Linked DNA regions of Homo sapiens: region 2 is linked to region 1. Evidence: chromatin loops called from intact Hi-C (ENCODE). Cell type or tissue: PC-9. All regions are shown on one strand. Links, peaks and the distances in the headings refer to the core of each region. The heading gives the core; the rest is flanking DNA. Region 1 overlaps NAV1 (neuron navigator 1). Region 2 overlaps TIMM17A (translocase of inner mitochondrial membrane 17A).

Evidence for each region. Hi-C counts contacts between places; a loop is a spot of excess contacts. Peaks named below come from ENCODE experiments on the same cell type or tissue, not always from the same donor. Only the 100,000 strongest peaks of a DNase experiment are listed, where the experiment ranks them.
Region 2: a loop joins it to region 1, with 4 times the contacts of the local background. A loop is called at or near these places in 4 of 110 quality-filtered maps.

Annotation. Positions count from the first base shown.
Region 1 is chr1:201,553,912-201,563,801 of GRCh38, reverse strand. The region is part of intron 1 of NAV1 (neuron navigator 1); the gene reads right to left. Among named protein-coding and RNA genes, the nearest start is that of NAV1, 20 kb to the right of the region's middle. In PC-9, for the core only: CTCF peaks have their summits at 3,771 and 3,972 (motif pointing left); a DNase peak (open chromatin) is centred at 3,931.
Region 2 is chr1:201,967,589-201,977,478 of GRCh38, reverse strand. It overlaps TIMM17A (translocase of inner mitochondrial membrane 17A), which reads right to left. Exons shown (of 6, transcript NM_006335.3): 6 at 6,815-8,010. The coding sequence ends at 7,925. Among named protein-coding and RNA genes, the nearest start is that of SNORA70H, 5.9 kb to the left of the region's middle. RefSeq lists a silencer at 6,509-6,686. In PC-9, for the core only: CTCF peaks have their summits at 4,473 and 4,672 (motif pointing right); a DNase peak (open chromatin) is centred at 4,678.

The DNA of each region.
Region 1 (9,890 bases), core at 946-8,945:
GTCCAAAGAGAATCGGATCCCAACCAGATCTGCCTGCCTGCAAAGCTTCTGCTTGTCAGGGCCACAGCATTCTGCCTTCGCAGGTCTTTCACATGTTACCTCATTCTACCCCTACAATAACACACTGAAATAGGGATCCATGCCCTCATTTTGCTGATGAGAAAACTGAGGCTCAGAGAAGTGGGGTGTTAGCCAAAGGGCCCCCAGGTGGTCATATCAGGCCCAGAACTCAAGCTCCTGGCATCCAATTCCAGATTCTGGGTTCTTCCTTACCTCTGATGTGGAGGGATCCTGCAGGCTTTCCTTGCTGTACCTGTGGCACTTGAAGCAGACATGTGGGGTACCCCACCAAGCAGTGTCTTGGGGATTGTGGTCTCGTATGCTTTTCTCTGGGCCCAGTTCCAACATCTCCCAGAAAGATACATCTCCCAGAAAGATACACCAGAAAAAAAATCGTGTTGGGTCAGTGGCACCTGTGGGACGAGTTAACGCCCCCTCTGCCATCCAGGCTGGGTCCCGGCGTCCGGACGCTCTTCGAGGGGCTGTTTCCTGAGGACAAATGTTTCCTGCTGCCGCGGATGCACAGGGGGAGCGTGACCAGGGGCAGCTAGCCCTGAGTCGCACCACCAGCTTGCTAAGCATGTCTGCACCCTCTGACGATCCGGTCACCTCTTCATTAGTCTGTAGCTTCCCCCACACATCCTCTCTTAGGACTTGACAAAAGGCCAGGATATTTCAATTGGGAGGCTCAGGCCACTCTAAATACTCATAACCACCCACTCTGGCAAAAACTATTTACTATGCGTGTTCCTGTGCATTACCTCACTGATTCACCCACCGTCCTAGGCTGTTATCATCCCTACTTTTCAGAAAAGGAAACTGATGCTCAGACAGATCCCGTGATCCAACAGCATCCAGGATCTGGACTGAGGTATTGGACTTCTGGTGACTCACTGGTTCCCTACTGACAGGCTCTGTAGGCAGGGCCTGCCCCACCCCTCCCTGCCTGCTCCCTTCCATCCACCAGGCCCAGGAGAGAGCACCAACCGCCTAGAAGTACCCTGCAAGCTAAAACAGAAAGAGATGCCACATTCTGCTCTCATACAGTCCTAGAATGACCTGCTTAATATTATATCTTAAGCTCCACTCAGAAGGAAGCTTGGAGCTTTCAGAAAGCAGTTTCAAAAGTGATCAGTCCTGCCGGGATCCTTTCAGACCATACAGTGTCCAAGGCAAAGGACCACTGCCCACCTGGGCCTGGCCCACTAACCCTGTCCTGCCCAGGGCTCAGGAGGCCCAGCTGCTGAGGGGTTGCTGTGATGGAGGAGTGAGTCATGGGGCCTGGAATCTGAAGCCTTCCAGACCTTCGCCCATCCCAGCCAACTTCACATCTGCCATCCAGATGTCTCCACTTCGGAAATGCTTTCTACCAACTAGGACCCAAGGTCGGGGGGCATACTTGACCTTAGAAAAATACCTTCAGGTTGGGTTTGGTGGCTCATGCCTGTAATTCCAGCACTTTTGGGGCTGAAAGGCCAGAGGATCACTTGAGCCCAGGAGTTCGAGACCAGCCTAGGCAACATAGTGAGACTTCCCAACCCAGCTGTCTCTACAAAAAAAAAAAAAAAAATTAGCCAGGCAAGGTGGTGTGTGCCTGTAGTCTCAGCTACTTAGGAGGCTAAGGTGGGAGAACCGCCTGAGCCCAGGAGTTCAAGGCTGCAGTGAGCTATGATGGTGCCGCTGCACTCCAGCCTGGGTGACAGAGCAAGACCTTGTCTCTAAAAAAACCGAAAAATAAATAGGAATAAATAAATAAAAAATACCTTCAGAACCTCCTTGGTCTCCTTGGTTGATTCTCAAACCTAAACCTAACTGGGTGCCTTTGTTCCAACCATTGATAGTCTCATGCTGTGACCAAGCTTACTGCCTAAGGGCCCTGAACATGGGGGATCTGATGGAGGAACAGAGCCCCAGCCTGCAGGGAGTTCCCAGGCTGATGGGCAAGGCACAGTTCCTAATCTCATGGAGGCCCCAGGCTGAGTAGGGAACACAGCCAAACACAGCCTTGTCCTTAACCAGATCCTACACTAATGGAAGAGACAGAACCCTGCCCCCAGGAAGCCTACTGCCTAATAGGGAAAAACTTCTGTATCTGTGGGGAGCTTCCAATGTCCAGAAAAAAAGGACTCAGAAGAAAAATCTAGAAACATGGATAATGGAAGTGAAGGAAACTAACTTTTATTGAATGTCTAGCATATGCCAGCTACTATACAGATTTAATCTTCTTTAATTCTCACAATTACCTCATTTACAGTCAAGGAAACTAAAGCACCCTGGTTAGTTACCCAGCTAGTAAGTAAGTAAGTAACAGAATCAGGATTTGAACTCAGATCTGTGCAGCTCCCACATCCTGTTTTTGCGTAACACCATGTGTGATGGGGCAGATTCGTTTACCTTCTTTTCCCACATCACCCTTTAGGCTGGGAGCTAGTTCTTGTTTCCTGTTGCAAATCACCATTCTCACAACACTAAAAATTACTACACTTAGGACTACTTCATTGACTGACAATATCCCACTGTCCCAGCAGCAAGAGGGACTGCCGACTCTGTCCCTTTAAAATGAAGAGAAGGACTCACAAAGGAGCTCCCATCCTCCACTAGCAAGGGGTCCCACCCACCACAGAGGCAAGCTGTGGTCAAGGCAGGGGCTTCTTGGGGTCTCATGGAGAAAAGGTTCAGAAATCAAAGCCCCACCCCAGGTTGGTCCCAAGCCAGTCACTGGATGAACACACTCCCTGGTACCTGTGGAAAGAGTAGCGACTGCTGCACGCCACTGGAAAGCCTGTGGTGGTGGCAAATGCAACGGAAATGCTGACTATGTTCCCTGAGCCCACTGTCTGCTTTGTGGCACCCAGGGCTGGCCTGGAATAGCAGCCTGGCCTTCCCGTCATTGTGCTGGAGCTCTGGGAGGTCTCGGCTCATGGCAAGGATCCACAGATCCCAAAGCCTTCTGTGGCTCCTCAGTCCCAGGGAAGGGGCTCTGCAGAGACAGGAGATAAAAATGCTGCCACGCAGCAACAGAGATGCACATCTGTACAAACATCAGTGTCTTTCCACGGGAACAGTGACTTGGGCATTGAAGGACTGGGAGACAGGATTTCATTAAATATCCTGTTTCTCAGGGCCTGCTGTGGGGCAAGAGCTCTGGCAAGGAACCTAGGGTCCATTGCCAATTCCAGCTCCTCCTCTGCTTCTCTCTGGCACCCCAAACACCCCGGATGCAGGGTCACTGGGCTCTTGCCTGTTGGTCACCACACCAGGATGGCCAAGGCTAGACCACTAGTAGTTTGGGATCTTCAATGGGGCAAGTTGTTCTGGCCTGGCAGGAGGGATATGCTGATGGTGGAGGGGAAGCTGGCGCTGGCTAAGGGGTCCATAACCCAAAGGGAAGAAGATTCCATAAGAAGCAGCAGCCAGGCTGAAAAATTATTGACCTTTTGCTCTTGCCATCAAATAGCATTCTAGCCTGTCCCATACTCTATCACCCAAGATCCTTAATGGGTTTTACATCCTGAAAAAAATGAAAGTTACATGAGAGAAAGCAAGAATCTTGGTTTTTGTTGAGGAGGGGTGTGGTTTATAGAAGATGGAACCTAAATCAAGAATAGGAGAGTTTTTTGATACCACCCAGCAAGGCAGAGGCAAACACAACACAGAGAGACAGATACGGTTCTGCTCTTCCCATCCTCTGAACTTCCTCGGCCGCCCTACCCTGCCTGGCTTCCCGCACAGTGCAGGACTGCCCCAGCCTGAGCCTCTCACCCCAACTTTCTTCCAGTCTGAGAAGGAGGGGACACGTGCCTGTGGGACCTGCTTCCTTAGCCCACAAGATGCAGAGCTGCGAGCTGCCTGCATAGGAGAGGAGGGCGTGGGGATCGGGCTGGGTTCTGCTGGGCAACTGCACCCTCTGGTGGCGGCAACAGGAAGATGCAAGGCCATGCAGACAAAGGCCGAACCAGATTCTTCCTCCTTCCCAGAATCCCTCTACACCGCCTTTATTAAGCACCTATTGGCGGATGGCACGGGGTTCTGTCCAAAGAGAAGTGGATGGACACTGCACTGTTCTTAAGGGCTGCTAAATGAAACCTGCACAGGAGAAAGGAGGCTAATCCTTCCACAGCTCTGGGCTAACAGGCCTTCCCTTTCCTCACACTCCAGCTTCAGCGATCAGTGCTTCAATGGACAATTTTGCTGCCCTCTGCCCACATGCATGGCACCTCGACCATCATCTCGGACAAAGCTTCTCACCTCCATCAAAACCCTGCTCCCAGTCGTAACTCTAAGGACCCTCAGCCTCCCCCAACCTACAAGAGACTTAAAAGCAGCAACTGTTGGAAGAGCACTGTTCCTGGTGGTTTATGTGCGAGTCTCCAGTGTCAGATCCTCCAAGGGTGTGCTTCTGGTCTCTCCAAATGGATGGGGAGCTTCTCAAGGGCAGGAAACATTTATTGAGCATCTATTTCATAGCCAGGCCCTTTATAACCACAATTCATGGTAGCCTCTCGGCAGGCCCGTAAGGACCATAAATAACCCCCAATTTACAGAGGGGAAACGGGCTCCAGAAGGCCAAGAGCTATCAACAACCCCTTTCCATATGCCTGGCGCTATGCTAAAGGTGTTATACGCGTTATCTCCTTCAATCCTTGTGAACAAGGTTATCCAATGAGCTAGGTTAAAATTATTCCCATTTTACAGATGAAGGTGTTGGGGCTCAGAAAACGATACCCCATAATATGGCCTTTTGACATGCTGAACTAAAGAAGCAGACTCAAGGTACCTCTGACTTCCCCCACCCCAACTCCTGCCTCTCAATCATCCATCTTTCTCAAAGCACAGGATGAGACTATTCTCTGGAATTCTCTTATCTCCCTAGAAGCCAGACCCCAAAGAGGAACACAATTGCTTTTGATTCCTTCCCTGAAGTTTTATTAACCATAGAAGATTAAAATTCATATCACAGAGGAAGAGACTGAAAATTAAACACCACACCTGTGCCGGGCGCGGTGGCTCACGCCTGTAATCCCAGCACTTTGGGAGGCCGAGGCGGGTGGATCACGAGGTCAGGAGTTCAAGACCAGCCTGACCAACGTGGTGAGACCCCGTCTCTACCAAAAATACAAAAATTAGCCAGCGTGGTGGTGTGCGCCTGTAATCCCAGCTACTCAGGAGGCTGAGACAGGAGAATCGCTTGAACCCGCGAGGCAGATGTTGCAGTGAGCCGAGATTGTGCCACTGCACTCCAGCCTGGGCGACAGAGCAAGATTCCATCTCAAAACAAACAAACAAAAAACACCACACCTAGATCCCAGACAAATTTTGTCCCAAACCAGTGTTCGTTCTTTGGTTCCATTCAATTCCCAAAGAGAATGATTTACTAACCATTATCTGAGCACTGGGCTCATTCATTTCCCCGAAAAATCACTGCCTACTCTTCAAAATGGCCATATGGCCCGCATTTCCCCTTCCCCTATGTAGAAGGGTATATAAGCCTCTGGACCTCACTGGGTTATGGAGTGACCATTCTCCTGTGATTCCCATGAGCTTATGCACGTTAAATAAGTTTATCTGCCTTTTATCTACATATCGTCAGTTTATTTTCAGTGAAGTTTCAGAGGGTGGTGGGAAAGCTTTCCCTTGGCTCCTACAAAGCACGAAAACATTGAGGGGATAAATAATATGCACGAAGTCGCACAGCTAGGAAGAGGCAGCAGGATAGAAACCCAGTTCTGTTTCACCCTTATTCTTATCCCTGGTTTCTGTTTTTGTTTTTTGGAGTCCAGGCCTCCTCCTTTCTGCCCCTCCAAGCCCCTTGCGCAGGGTTCCATGCACAGCTCAGTCACCGCCCAGCACATAGATGGCTTCCTTTCCGCAGCCCCTGAGGAGTCCTTTCGTCCTTCTACAGCCAACTCCAGAAACTACATAGAGTGCTTTCTTCCTGTCTCTCTTCATCCCTTCCACTCCTATTGGAACAAAACCACGTTTGACATTTCTCAGCATTATTACATTAAACAGGCTGGATCTCAGCCAGCTATTTCTGGGCTTTAATTACTTGTTCTATCTAGCCTAAGTGGTGTGGGCAAGCCGGTCCTCAGTTAACCCACCTGAAAACTGGGAAGATCAGGAACTATCTCCTAGAATTTGATTACCAGCCAAGGACGGTGCTAATTTGGAGGTGGTAGTTAAGTGTTTTGGGGAGGCTGGGTGGTTTCTGACTTTAATTCTCTCTAAGACTAGCCCAGGGGAACCTCTGGGGCCACAGTGCAGCTTTGTAAGTGATCTCCCCATGGGGAGTAAATGTCCTGGAATCAAGCCCTAAGGCAGGCCCCTAATTCCTTGCATGTGTGATTGGGCACACAAGCCTCAGGACACGTCTGAAGGCTGTCCTGTGGGCTGTGCTGAAGGACATTGGACAAGCACATCCCCCAACCCTTTGTCTTTCTTCCAGAATCTCTTGCATTGTTTCACAAAAGGAGCAGCACAGAAGTTGAAATTCACCCAGGCACCTCAGAGGGCATTGGGCTCCTGCCTCAGGTACTAATTGCAATCCAATCTGGCTGAATGATTGGGGCTGAAATGTGGCATTTCACCATCACAGTTGGTGCCGTGGGAATGCATAGAAATCTTCAACTTGACACCAAACTGGACTTCCCTAGGGCTTCCTAAGAGAAACAGTAGATCATTTTCATCTCAGCCCCCTCCAAGCCTTAAGTGGGGGCCCTGTGGTCTGGCAGGATCATGGAGTCAGGGTTCCCGGGACCCTGGCTGACTCATCTTCCTCCTTTGCACCAGAGACGAGTCTACTGGTCTGAGCTTTTGCCTGAGATATTTGCCCGTAGAATTAAGCCCCTGTTTTTACAGGGGGAACACTAATGATTTTCTAGGGCTCTCCATTGAGAGGTCACTTGAGACCCGTTTTCCACACAGGCATTTGGAGGATGGTGCTCTTTGCTGGTGAGGAGAGGGGCATTTCTCCAGAGAGGGCCCCAAGGACTGGTGGCAAGCCTCTATGGAGGGGGCAGGGCTGGTCCTTAGACCTCTGCTGCTGGCCCAGGTTGGACTAAGGTTGGGGCTAGGACAGCAGAGGGGAAGAGTCCAAGTATTTTTCTCCCCTTGCCTGGAAGGCCCCCCAGTTCCCTCCCCTCCAACCCAGTCTTTGCCTGACTTAATTCCTGCAAGCCCAGGAGGAGGAATTCACCTCCCAAGAGGCCCTTCCTGCCCCTCCAGGGGTTACAGTCCCTCCACTGTCCCCCCACTGTCCTGAGCTATTACAACTGGGGTGTAATCACTGGTTTGCTTACCAGACCTTTTTTTTTTTTTCTTTTTTGAGACAGGGTCTTCCTCTGTCCCCCAGGCTGGAGTGCAGTGGTGCGATCTCAGCTCATTGCAACCTCTGCCTCCCAGGTTCAAGAAAGTCTCCTGCCTCAGCCTCCCGAGTAGCTGGGACTACAGACACCCACCACCATGCCCGACTAATTTTTTTATTTTTATTTTTTGTAGAGATGGGGACTCTGTATGTTGTCCAGGGTGGTCTCAAACTCCTGGGCTCAAACAATCTACCCACCTTGGCCTTCTAAAGTGACAGGCATGAGCCACTGCTCCAGGTCTCAGACTATTTTTTATAAAAGAGCGTTATACTGTTTGTCCTTAGCACCTAGGACAGTCCTAAGCTGTGGCTAATATCTAGTGAATGAATGAATGGATCAGTGAATTAATGAATGTGGCATTTTCAATCCCCACTTTCGGACCTGAAATCCTAAGTCTCCCAACTCAAATACCTCTTGGGCCTTTTCCACAGACTGTTCTCTTGGGGTTCCAGATAGGCCGACCTCAAGTAGTACCCCAGAAGCTGTTATTAAATCTGCCCCGCCCCCCGCCCCCCATCTCCCTTCACAGCACCTTTGCTCCAGCACCCGGGAACCCATCTGGCTCCCGAATCCCCACTGCCCCTCCCTTTTCTGGCCTCTCTTTCGGAAACACCTTTTTCCTGCCTCCATTAGGCCGCTGTGTTTCCTGCACAGGAAGAGGGCCTTTTGATTCCAGGGTGCTATTTATAGCAGCCCTCCCTCCTTCTGAGCCTCACTAAGGTAGGGGTGATGGCGCAGGGGATGGGGATAGAAGATGCTTGGGACTTTCCAGGGTCCCGGCCACCAGGAGAAGAGGGCTGAGTTCCCAAATGAGGGATGGAACCTAGAGGAAGCTTCTGATCCCCAGACTGGCTTACCCTCCTGACTTCCCCATATCTGTTAGTAGCTCCACAGCTCTCCCAGGCCCCCAGACTCAAAACCTCAGAGCTTCAGAGTCAAGGAGTTGTGGGATTTACATCTAGGGAAGACATTACAGATCATTTTGTAGATGAGGAAACTGAGATCCAGAGAGGAGAAGAGATTTGAACGAGGTCACATAGAATGTTAAAAGTAGGTCTCTGGCCAAAATCTCCCCTGATTCTTGCCTTACCTGCAACAATGACAAAGGATTGCCTCATTCAATCTTGTGGCAGGTGGCATGTTATGGGTTGAATTGTGTCACCAAAAAAGATAATTGAAGTACTAATTCCCAGTGTCTCCGAATGTGACCTTATTTGGAAATAGGGTCATTGAAGAAGTAATTAGTGAAGATGAGGTCATACTGGAGTAGAGTGAGCTCCTAATCTGGTATGACTGCTGTATTTATAAGGAGAGGGAAATTTGGACATAGACATACACAGAGGGAAGAGGATGTGAAGGCCACAGGGAGGAGATGGCCATGCAGCGGTGAAGGCAGAAATCGGAGTGATGTGTCTCTACACCAAGGGATGACAAGGATTGTCGGAAAGCACCGGACACTAGAAGAGGCAAGGAAAAATTCTCCACTAATTTCAGAGGGAGTATGACCCTGCCAACACCTCGATTTCAGACTTCTACCCTCCAGAACTGACACTATAGATTTCTGTTTCATTAAGCCACCCACTTAGTGGTACTTTGTTATGGCAGCCCTAGCAAACTGATCATTTGATGGATAAGGACTCTAAGACTGAGACAGGTTAAATGAGTTACCCAGGTTATATGCCAAAAGGTGCAGGAGGGACTCAACTTTCAGTCCAGTGCTCTTCCAAAAAGACTGCACGACTTTTGGATTCTGCTCTCTGTTGTGTCCCTCCCATGTTCCACAGTCATCCAGTCCTGTTCGGTTTTCCTTTGTAAAAAGTCTCTCCCACGGCTCTTCCTTTCCTTCCCCAGCAGGGCCGCCCTAGCCCAGACTTTGCATGTCAGGAACGTGACAGTACATCTGCTGGCCCAACTCTCCCTCTTCCAAGCCATTAGTTGGTCCCACACCTCTTTATGGAATGCCCACTGCTTGCTAGGTTCTGTGCTATGTGCTGGCTTCCCATCGGTGAACAGAACAGACGTGGTCCCTGCCATTAGGGCCGTCCTGCTGGTAAAACAGCTTCATCATGTCACTTCTTGGCTCCGGGTCACCAGTGTCTCCCCACCACAGGCTCCAGTCTTGCACGTGGACCTGTGTTTCCCACATGCAGGGCCAGACACCCCTGTCTGTCAACACGTGTCAGCTCAATTCAGATTAAAGAATAACATTCTGTCTTATGGGGAAACCAGGGGCCCCTCTACAAATGATCTGAACTTCCCAGCTCCAGGAGATAAAGGCAGCTCCAGTCCATGGAGGGAAGAAAAGGCATTATGGTCTTTTACAGCAAGACACAGAAATGGGGAAGTTGTCTGGGAACAAAGAAGGTGACACTGAACACTTTAAACATCCACTAAGGACCGACCAGCTTAACTCTCAAAACCCTGGCAGATACTCTATTGATGCTGGATAGATGTGAATCCTACCGC
Region 2 (9,890 bases), core at 565-8,564, 410 kb before region 1:
TTAACAGAACACAAGGGAAAATGGACAAATTCACCAACAGAGTAAGAAACGTTACATGCCTCTCCCAGTAATTAAAGTAATTAACAGATCAGGGAATACTTTTTTTTTTTTTTTTTTTTTTTAGAGATGGAATCTTGCTCTGTCACCCAAGATGGAGTGCAGTGGCACAATCTTGGCTCACTGCAACCTCTACCTCCCAGGTTCAAGCCATTCTCCTGCTTCAAGCCATTCTCCTGCCTCAGCCTCCCAAGTAGCTGGGATTACAGGTGCGTGCCACCACGCCCAGCTAATTTTTGTATTTTTAGTAGAGATGGGGTTTCGCCATGTTGGCCAGGCTGGTCTCGAACTCCTGACCTCAGGTGATCCACCTTCCTCTGCCTCCCAAAGTGCTGGGATTACAGGTGTGAATCACTGCACCTGGCCTTTTTTTTTTTTTTTTTTTTTGAGACAGGGTCTTGCTCTGTTGTCCAGGCTGGAGTGCAGGGGCATGATCTCGGCTCACTGCAATCTACACCTCCAGGGTTCAAGCAATTCCTGTGCCTCAGCCTTCAGAGTAGCTGGGACTACAGGCATGTGCCACCATGCCTGGCTAATTTTTGTATTTTTTAGTAAAGACGGGGTTTCACCATGTTGGCCAGGCTGGGTGCCTTTCTAACTCCTGGCCTCAAGTGATCCACCCATCTCAGCCTCCTAAAGTGCTAGGATTACAGGCGTGAGCCACTGCACCCAGCCTGTATTTCTATTTACTAGTAATGAACAATGAAATTTGAAATTTAAAAACCGATACCAGGCTGGGCACAGTGGTTCATGCCTATAATCCCAGCACTTTGGGAGGCCGAGGCGGGTGGATCACCTGAGGTCAGGAGTTTGAGACCAGCCTGGCCAACATGGTGAACCCCCATCTTTACTAAAAATACAAAAATTACCCAGGTGCAGTGGCAGGTGCCTGTAATCTCAGCTATTCATGAGGCTGAGGCAGGAGAATCGCTTGAACACAGGAGGTGGAGGTTGCAGTGAGCCAAGATCACACCACTGCACACCCCAGTCTGAGCGAAGAGCGAGACTAGGTCTAAAAAAATAAAAACAAAAAAACCCCCACAAAAACAACAACAACAACAAAAAACCACCAAAAAACCCAATACTATTTACAAAGCATTTCCTAAAATGAAATATTGAGGTTTAAATATAACAAATTATATGCAGGACTATATGCTAAAATTGCAAAACACAGATAAAACTCAATCCCAATAAAAACCCCAGCAGGATTTTTCGTAGATAACAACAATCTAATTATAAAATTTATAGGGACAGGCAAAGAAACTAGAATAGCCAAAATGATGTTGAAAAAATAAACAAAATTGGAAGACTCATACTCATTTCAAAACTTACTATAAAGCAATGGTGTGACCCTGATGAAAGGTAGACACATACATCAATGGGACAGAATAGAGATTCAAGAAACAGACTTTTGACAAATGTACAAAAAATAATTGCGGGTCACATGTCTTACAATGGACTTATATCACAATATATAAAGAACTCTCAGAACTAAACAGTAAGAAAAACAATTTAAAAATGTGGCTGGGTGTGGTGGCTCATGCCTGTAATCCCAGCACTTTTTTTTTTTTTTTTTGAGACGGGGTTTCACTCTATCACCCAGGCTGGAGTGCGGTGGTGCCATCTCGGCTCACTGCAACCTCCGCCTCCCGGGTTCAAGCAATTCTCCTGCCTCAGCCTCCCAAGTAGCTAGGATTACAGGTGCCCACCACCACGCCTGGCTAATTTTTTTTGTATTTTTAGTAGAGACAGTGTTTCACCATGTTGGCCAGGCTGGTTTCAAACTCCTGACCTCAAGTGATCCGCCCATCTCGACCTCCCAAAGTGCTAGGATTAAAGGCGTGAGCCACCATGCCCGGCCTGTGATCCCAGCATTTTGGGAGGCCGAGGCGGGCAGATGGCTTGAGTTTAGGAGTTCAAGACCAGCCTAGGCAACATGGTGAAAACCTGTCTCTACAAAAAAGTACAAAAATTAGCCAAGCTTGGTGGCATGTGTCTGTAGTCCCAGCTACTCAGGAGGCTGAGCGGGAAGGATTGCTTGAGCCCAGGAGGTGGAAGTTGCAGGCGGGAGCCAAGATTATACCACTGCACCAATGCTCCAGCATGGGTGATAGAGCCAGACCCTGTCTCAAAACAAAACAAAACAAAAACAAAAGCATGAAAGATTTGAACAGACACATCACTAAAAAAGACACACAGATGGCAAACAGATGAAAGGATGGACATCATTAGTCATTAGAGAAAGGAAAATTAAAACCACTAGCACCTATCGGAATTGCTAACATAAAAAAAAAAATGGCACTACCAAGTGCCAAGGATACACAGCAGCCAGAACCCTCATAGGTTGCTGGTGAGAGCGTAAAATGATACAATTTGGGAAACAATTTGGCATTTTCTTATAAAATTAAACATATACTTGCCTTACAACCTAGTGATCCTATTTATTTTATCCAAGATAAATGAAAACATGTTCACACAAAAACCAGTAAGTAAAGGTTTATAGCAACTTTATGAATAATCATGAAAAATTGGAAATAACTCCAATGTCCTTCAACTGGTGAAGAGATGAATAAACAAGAGTACATCTGCACAATGGAATAAAAAGGAATAAATGATTGATTCACATACCATCATGAATGAATTAAATGCACTTTGCTAAATGACAGAAACTAGATCCAAATACTACATGTCGTAAGATTCCATTTATCTACTGAAAAGATAAAACTACAGACAAAAAACACACCAGTAGTTGCCACGGGTTGGAAGGAGTAGGGAGAGGGGTTGGCTATAAAAAGGCAGCATGGGCCGGGAACAGTGGCTCACACCAGTAATACCAGCCCTTTGGGAGCCCAAGGTAGGAGGATTGCTTGAGCTCAGGAGTTCGAGACCAGTCTGGGCAATATAGTGAGACCTGGTCTCTACTAAAATTAAAAAAAAAAAATTAGCTGGGCATGGTGGCACATGCTTGTAGTCCCAGCTACTCAAAGGGCTGAGGCAGGAGGATTGCTCAAATCTGGGATGTCAAGGCTGCAGTGAGCCCTGATCACACCACTGCATGCCAGCTTGGGCAACAGAGCAAGACCCTGTCTCAGAAAGAAAAGAAAAGAAAAGAAAAAGGCAGCATGAAGACATTTTGGGAGTGATGTGATTGTAGTTTAAGATTATCTGTGTGAAACTGTGGTGGTGGGTAGCCATCTCTAAGCATTTATCAAAATTAACTGAACTGTACCCCATAGTGAATTTTACTGAATGTAATTTAAAAATCCACCAAGATGTGGAGAGAAAGATGGAATGAAGTCTGGGGAAATGAATACAATCACATTGCAAATGAATTGCATAACCACACTGAAGAGAGTGGGGGAGAAAGGAGTATAATTAAATAGCTTTGGAACATGTTTTGAATAGATACTGAAGACTGAAAACAACTGTGTACAAACACTGTTCTAGCTGGCAAATCCATTTCTCAGAGCTATGATTTACTAAGTCCAAAATATATGTAACCAGGATTGAACAAATGAGCAAATTATTATAATGAGAAGCCAGGTTTCTTGCTGTTACAACTAAGAGAGACAGCTAGAATGAATCCTGTGGTGCCAGATTGAAGTTGGAGGGACTTAGTTTTTGTTTTATAACACAAGGACAGATACAGAAATAAACAGAAGTTTATGTGCATGGATTATATACTACATATTTCCTAGCTTTATGCACTGAAAAGGACTAGAATATGTCAAACATAGGGAAAAGGAGGGAAAATATCCAATAATTATTTGTCTTATTAGCTAAAGATGTTAGCCATTGTCAATTTTCTTGTTTTGTTTCTGTTTTTGAGACAGAGTCTCTCGCTCTGTCACCCAAGCTGGAGTGCAGTGGCGCGATCTCAGCTCACTGCAAGCTCCGCCTCCCAGGTTCACGCCATTCTCCTGCCTCAGCCTCCCAAGTAGCTGGGACTACAGGCGCCCGCCACCACGCCCGGCTAATTTTTTGTATTTTTAGTAGAGATGGGGTTTCACTATGTTAGCCAGGATGATCTCAATCTCCTGACCTTGTGATCCACCCGCCTCGGCCTCCCAAAGTGCTGGGATTACAGGCATGAGCCACTGCACCCGGCCCTCAATTTTCTTGTTTTTGAGACAGGGTCTTGCTCTGTTGCCCAGGCCGGAGTGCAGTGGTGCGATCTCAGCTTACTGCTCCCTCCATTTCCCAGGATCAAGGAATCCTCCTGCCTCAGCCCCCTTGAGTAGCTGGGGCTACAAACATATGCCACCATGCCCAGCTAAATTTTTTGAATTTTAGTAGAGACAAGGTCTCATCCATGATCTAACAGACTGAATAGAATTTATTATTATTATTATTTGAGGCCAGATGCGGTGGTTCATGCCTGTAATCCCAGCACTTTGGGAGGCGGAGGCGGGCAGATCACCTGAGGTTGGGAGTTCGAGATCAGCCTGACCAACAAGGTGAAACCTCAAGTCTCGACCCCAAGTGATCCACCCGCCTCAGCCTCCCAAAGTGCTGGCATTACAGGCATGAGCCACTGGGCCCAGCCTGAATAGAATTTGGACAATTAATTTTAACTATAAGTAACATGCCACAGGGTGGAGCTATGACCATGCTTTCATAATTTGCAGACATTTCCTATGTGAAAAACAGATGCACTTTCAATAGCAGGTGCAGCTGTACCCATGTCTTCCAAACCCTGATTCAGAAATCCACTATTTCGGCCAGGCACAGTGGCTCACGCCTGTAATCCCAGCACTTTGGGAGGCCGAGGTGGGAGGATTGAGTCCAGGAGTTCAAGATCAGCCTTGACAATGTGGCAAAACTCTGTCTCTATTTAAAGAAAGTGCTGGCCAGGTGCAGTGGCTCATGCCTGTAATCCTAGCACTCCATCTCAAACAAACAAACAAACAAACAAACAAACAAAAGAGTCTTGTTCTGTTGCCCAGGCTGAAGTGCAGTGGCATAATCATAGGTCACTACAGGCTTGACCACCTAGACTCAAGGGATCCTCCCGCCTCAGCCTCCCAAGCAGCCGGTACTACAGGTGTGCACCCTATCTCTGGCTAAATTTACATTTTGTGGCTAGCGTCTCACTAGCCCAGGCTAGTCTCCAACTCCTGACCTCAAGCGACCTTCCTGCTTCAGCCTCCCAAAATGCTGGGATTATGGGTATGAGCCACCATCCCCAGCTGAACTGTTTAATAAATATTCTAAAACTAAATTTGGTATACTAGAGTAGAGCTCAAGATAAAAAGTAAAAAAACTAAATTGTTTTAATAACTGAAATAAATAACTGGAGAAACAAGCAGATTAGGAAGGAGGTTTTCCCTAGGTCTTTACTGGAATAGTGAAGTTAGTTTCTCACTTTTAAGGTTGAAATGCCCATCAGAAATACCCCATCTGTTTTGCTTTGTATCTGACATCTTGTGCCAAATTGGCATGCAATAGTGGATTACTTTTTTGTTTTGAGACAGTCTTGCACTGTTGCCCAGGCTGGAGTGTAGTGGTGTGATTTTGGCTCACTACAACCTCTTCCCTCCCAGGTTCAAGTGATTCTCCTGCCTCAGCCTCCCAAATAGCTGGGATTATAGGTGCCCGGCACCATTACCAGCTAATTTTTTGTATTTTTAGTACCCACCGGGTTTCACCATGTTGGCCAGGCTGGTCTCGAACTCCTGACCTCGTGATTCACCCTCCTCAGCCTCCCAAAGTGCTGGGATTACAGGCGTGTGCCACCGCGCCCAGCACTTTCTTTTATATTTTTGAGACGGAGTCTCGCTCTGTCGCCCAGGCTGGAGTAGTGGCAAGATCTCGGCTCACTGCAAGCTCCACCTCCCGGATTCACGCCATTCTCCTGCCTCAGCCTCCAAAGTAGCTGGGACCACAGGCGCCCACCACCACGCCCAGCTAATTTTTTGTATTTTTAGTAGAGACGGGATTTCACTGTGTTAGCCAGGATGGTCTCGAACTCCTGAGCTTGTGACCTGCCCGCTTTGGCCTCCCAAAGTGCTGGGATTACAGACGTGAGCCACTGCACCCGGCCAGACTCTTGTGTCTTTAAAAAAAAAAAAGTTAAACCTAGAACTACCATATGACTCGGTAATCTCACTCTTATGTATATATCCAAAAGAACCAAAAATAGGAGTTGAAACAGATAGTTGTACACCAATGTTCATAGCAGCATAATTCACAATAGCCAAAAGGTAGAAACAACCTAACTGATCATCAAATAAAATGTAGTATATGCACACTATGGAATATTATTCAGCCCTAAAAATAAATTTTGCTACATGCTACTACATGGACCTTAAAACACGCTAAGTGCATTAAGACGGACACACAAAAACAAATATTTTATGATTCCACTTATATAAGGTACCCAGAAAAGGCAAATTCACAGACAGAAAGCAGAATTGTGGTTACTAGTGGTTGTGGCGAGGAAAGAATGGGAAGTTATTATTTAACAGGTACAGAGTTTATGTTTGTGAAGGCTGGACATGGTGGCTCATGCCTGTAATCCCAGCATGGGGTGTGGGAGGCTGAGGCAGAAGGATGGCTCGAAGCCAGGAGTTCGAGGCTGCAGTAAGCTATGACTGTGCCACTGCATTCCAGCCTGGGTGACAGAGTAAGACACTGTCTCTAAAAACAAAACGGAGTTTATGTTGATGATAATGAGAACATTTTGGGTATACATAATGGTGGCTGTTATACAACATTATGACTGTATTTCAATGCCACTGAATTATACACTTACAAATGGTTAATAAGTATTATTTTATGTATATTTTACCACAGTCGAAAATTCCCAAATTATCCAAACACAATCAGTAATTAAATGCCTACCATATGTATGGCATTGGGCCAAAAGATAAACGTGTGTTTACAGTACCCACATGGCTTTGTTCTCCATTTCCCACAGATGTAGGCAAATGTGTAATTAACTAACATCATGCCTCCTATAGGGCCACATGTCACTTCCAATATCAGGAAAATGACCTGTTCTGAAGTGCTCATCCATTTTCCAGGCCCAACCAGACCCCAAAATACATCGTTTATGCAGAGGACTTGGAACACATTCAAAACAGTACATACTTTATTTTCAAGCATACAAGAAACACTAAACTCTTCCAGTGCCAGTACACTCTCCATGAATTCTTCATATAGAATTGGGTATATTGGAAGCAAGTTGTTTCTGGTGAAATTTCTGATGATCAGGAATCAAGACTCAGTAGCCCTAAAGGAAGAGAGTTTTGTATCCAATATCCTCAAAACCAAGACATAGTATATTTTACTTTCAAAGTAAACTATAAACATTTTACCATATCCTTCAATCCATAAAGCATCTCACTGTGAAATGATCCATGTTGACTCTGCATAATTCTCAGAAGTCACTTCAAGTGATGAGGGACTAACTATAAAACATGCATTATTTGAAGTACATGAGCATGAAACATCGAAGTCTACAACTTATCTTAAAAGAAAGAGTAAGTTCCACCAGCTTTTTATTGTTTGAATAACAGAACACACAAAACCAGGCAGAGAAGTCCGCAAGGAGATGATGATCATATTTCACTGTTTTTTGGCCTTTTGGTCCTTCATCTTTCAAGCACTTACTGTATTTTCCTTTAGCGATTTAAACATTTATTTTGATCACAAATGCAATTCAAGTGTGAATAAATAAACGTATTATCTTTTAGCACCCTTCCCCGCTTGTTCCTTTAAATAGAAAAAAGTGCTAAATGTCTCTTTATAGCCTATTGGCCATAGCTGTCCCACCTATGGTTTTAAAAACAGACTGTAACTTGATCTTCTGAAATCCTTCTCGAACCACAACTCGTTCTGTTAAAGAAATCCTAGGAAAGAAGTCCTACTGATATTGTCGATAGTCTCCAAAAGGTGAGGAAGGTAACTGAGTTGAAGGCAACTGGGAGGGGTCTTCTGCAAACTGAGGACCTGCAAGTGAGAAATAAAAAGGATTTAAAAATCACCTGAATATTATATTATTAAAAAGAACAAATCTCTATAGAGAGTAAATCAATCAACAACAAAAAAATGTGCTAAATTAAAGCTATAACCCTAAATTTCTTTATAGATCTGCCTAATTCCCATAAGAGTACTGGAGAACCTTCAAATTTGGTATAACATATGACAGACTGGCTTGCTATGCTCCAGAATGAACAGTTTTCAAACACTATGCTAGGAAAGTCAGACGGATTAATTATAGCAAGAAGCAAACTTCAAGTTTTTAAAGCAATTGCTGTAACAAGCTGCCATATATCAAGATTAGAAGAGTTTCTCCCACTTCTTGTCATATTTTTCAGTAGCTATTTAAAATTATTTTCACAAAGTATAAGTATCCTAGTCATGTTTTAAGAGAACTTGGTAATCCAATTTATATAACCAATTAAGTAGGGAATGAGCTCTGAAATGGGAAGACACCCCCTAGCTTACTGTAGAACAAAGTCTTGCAGTTTTCATTTTCAAAGGATAGGAGAGCCTGTGAACTAAGTAAAACAAAGTGGCTTAAAAAAAAAAAAAAGACTTTTAGGGGATGAATCAATCTTTTCTCCTTTAAGAAAAACTGAAGTAGACTAAAAAATATCTGGAAGGAAGAGAGAAAGAGGGCAGTGGCAGAATTCTCTGAAGTTTTCAAAGTGTTTCACTCATATATTTTTACTTCACTATAAATGCAACTATCTGTTAATTACAGAAAACTTGAGAAGATACTGGGTAAAAAAGATAAGCTGGGGCCGGGTGCGGTGGCTCTCGCCTGTAATCTCAGCACTTTGGGAGGTTGAGGCGGGCAGATCACCTGAGGTCAGGACAACATGGCGAAACCCCGTCTCTACTGAAAATATGAAAATTAGCTGGGCATGGTGGAGGGTGTCTGTAATCCCAACTACTCAGGAGCTGAGGCAGGAGAATCACTTGAACCTGGGAGGTGGAGGTTGCAGTGAGAAGAGATCGCGCCATTGCACTCCAGCCTGCGAGACAGAGCAAGTCTGTCTAAAAAAAAAAAAACAAACAAAAACAAAAAAACCCCAAAAAAAGATAAGCCGATGAAAACCACTGTTGCCATTTACATACAGTTCTGTCTAACCTTTTTTCACTGTTTTAAAAACTTTTTTGCTGGGCGCGATGGCTCACATTCCCAGCACTTTGGGAGGTCAAGGCGGGCGGATCACGAGGTCAGGAGTTCGAGACCAGCCTGACCAATATGGTGAAACTGCATCTCTACTAAAAAATACAAAAAAAAAATGAGCCAGGTGTGATGTTGCGCACCTGTAGTCCCAGCTACTCAGGAGGCTGAGACAGAAGAATCGCTTGCACCCCGGAGGCGGAGGGTGCAGTAAGCTGAGATTGCACCACTGCAATCCAGCCTGGGCGACAGACCGAGACTCTGTCTCAAAAACAAAACAAGACAAACTTTTTCATGTAAGTTCACTGGAAAAATATGATTAAGTTTTCAAAGATTTCCCCCCTACACAGCTTTTCAGAAACACATCTCTTGTCTAAAAATAAATACACCTCTTTTAGGCTGCTTCTATATAAATGCTGAGTTTTAATTACTAAAAAGGAGATTCCAGCTGGGCACGGTGGCTCACCCCTGTAATCCCAGCACTTTGGGAGGCCGAGGCAGGGAGGATCGCTTGAGCCCAGGAGTTTAGGATCAGCCTGGGCAGAGACCTCATCTCTACAAAAAATATAAAAATTAGCCGGGCATAGCGGTGCACACCTATAGTCCCAGCTGCTCAAGAGGCTGAGGTGGGAGGATCGCCTGAGCCCAGGAGGTCAAGGCTGCAGTGAGCCGAGATTGCACCACTGCACTCCAG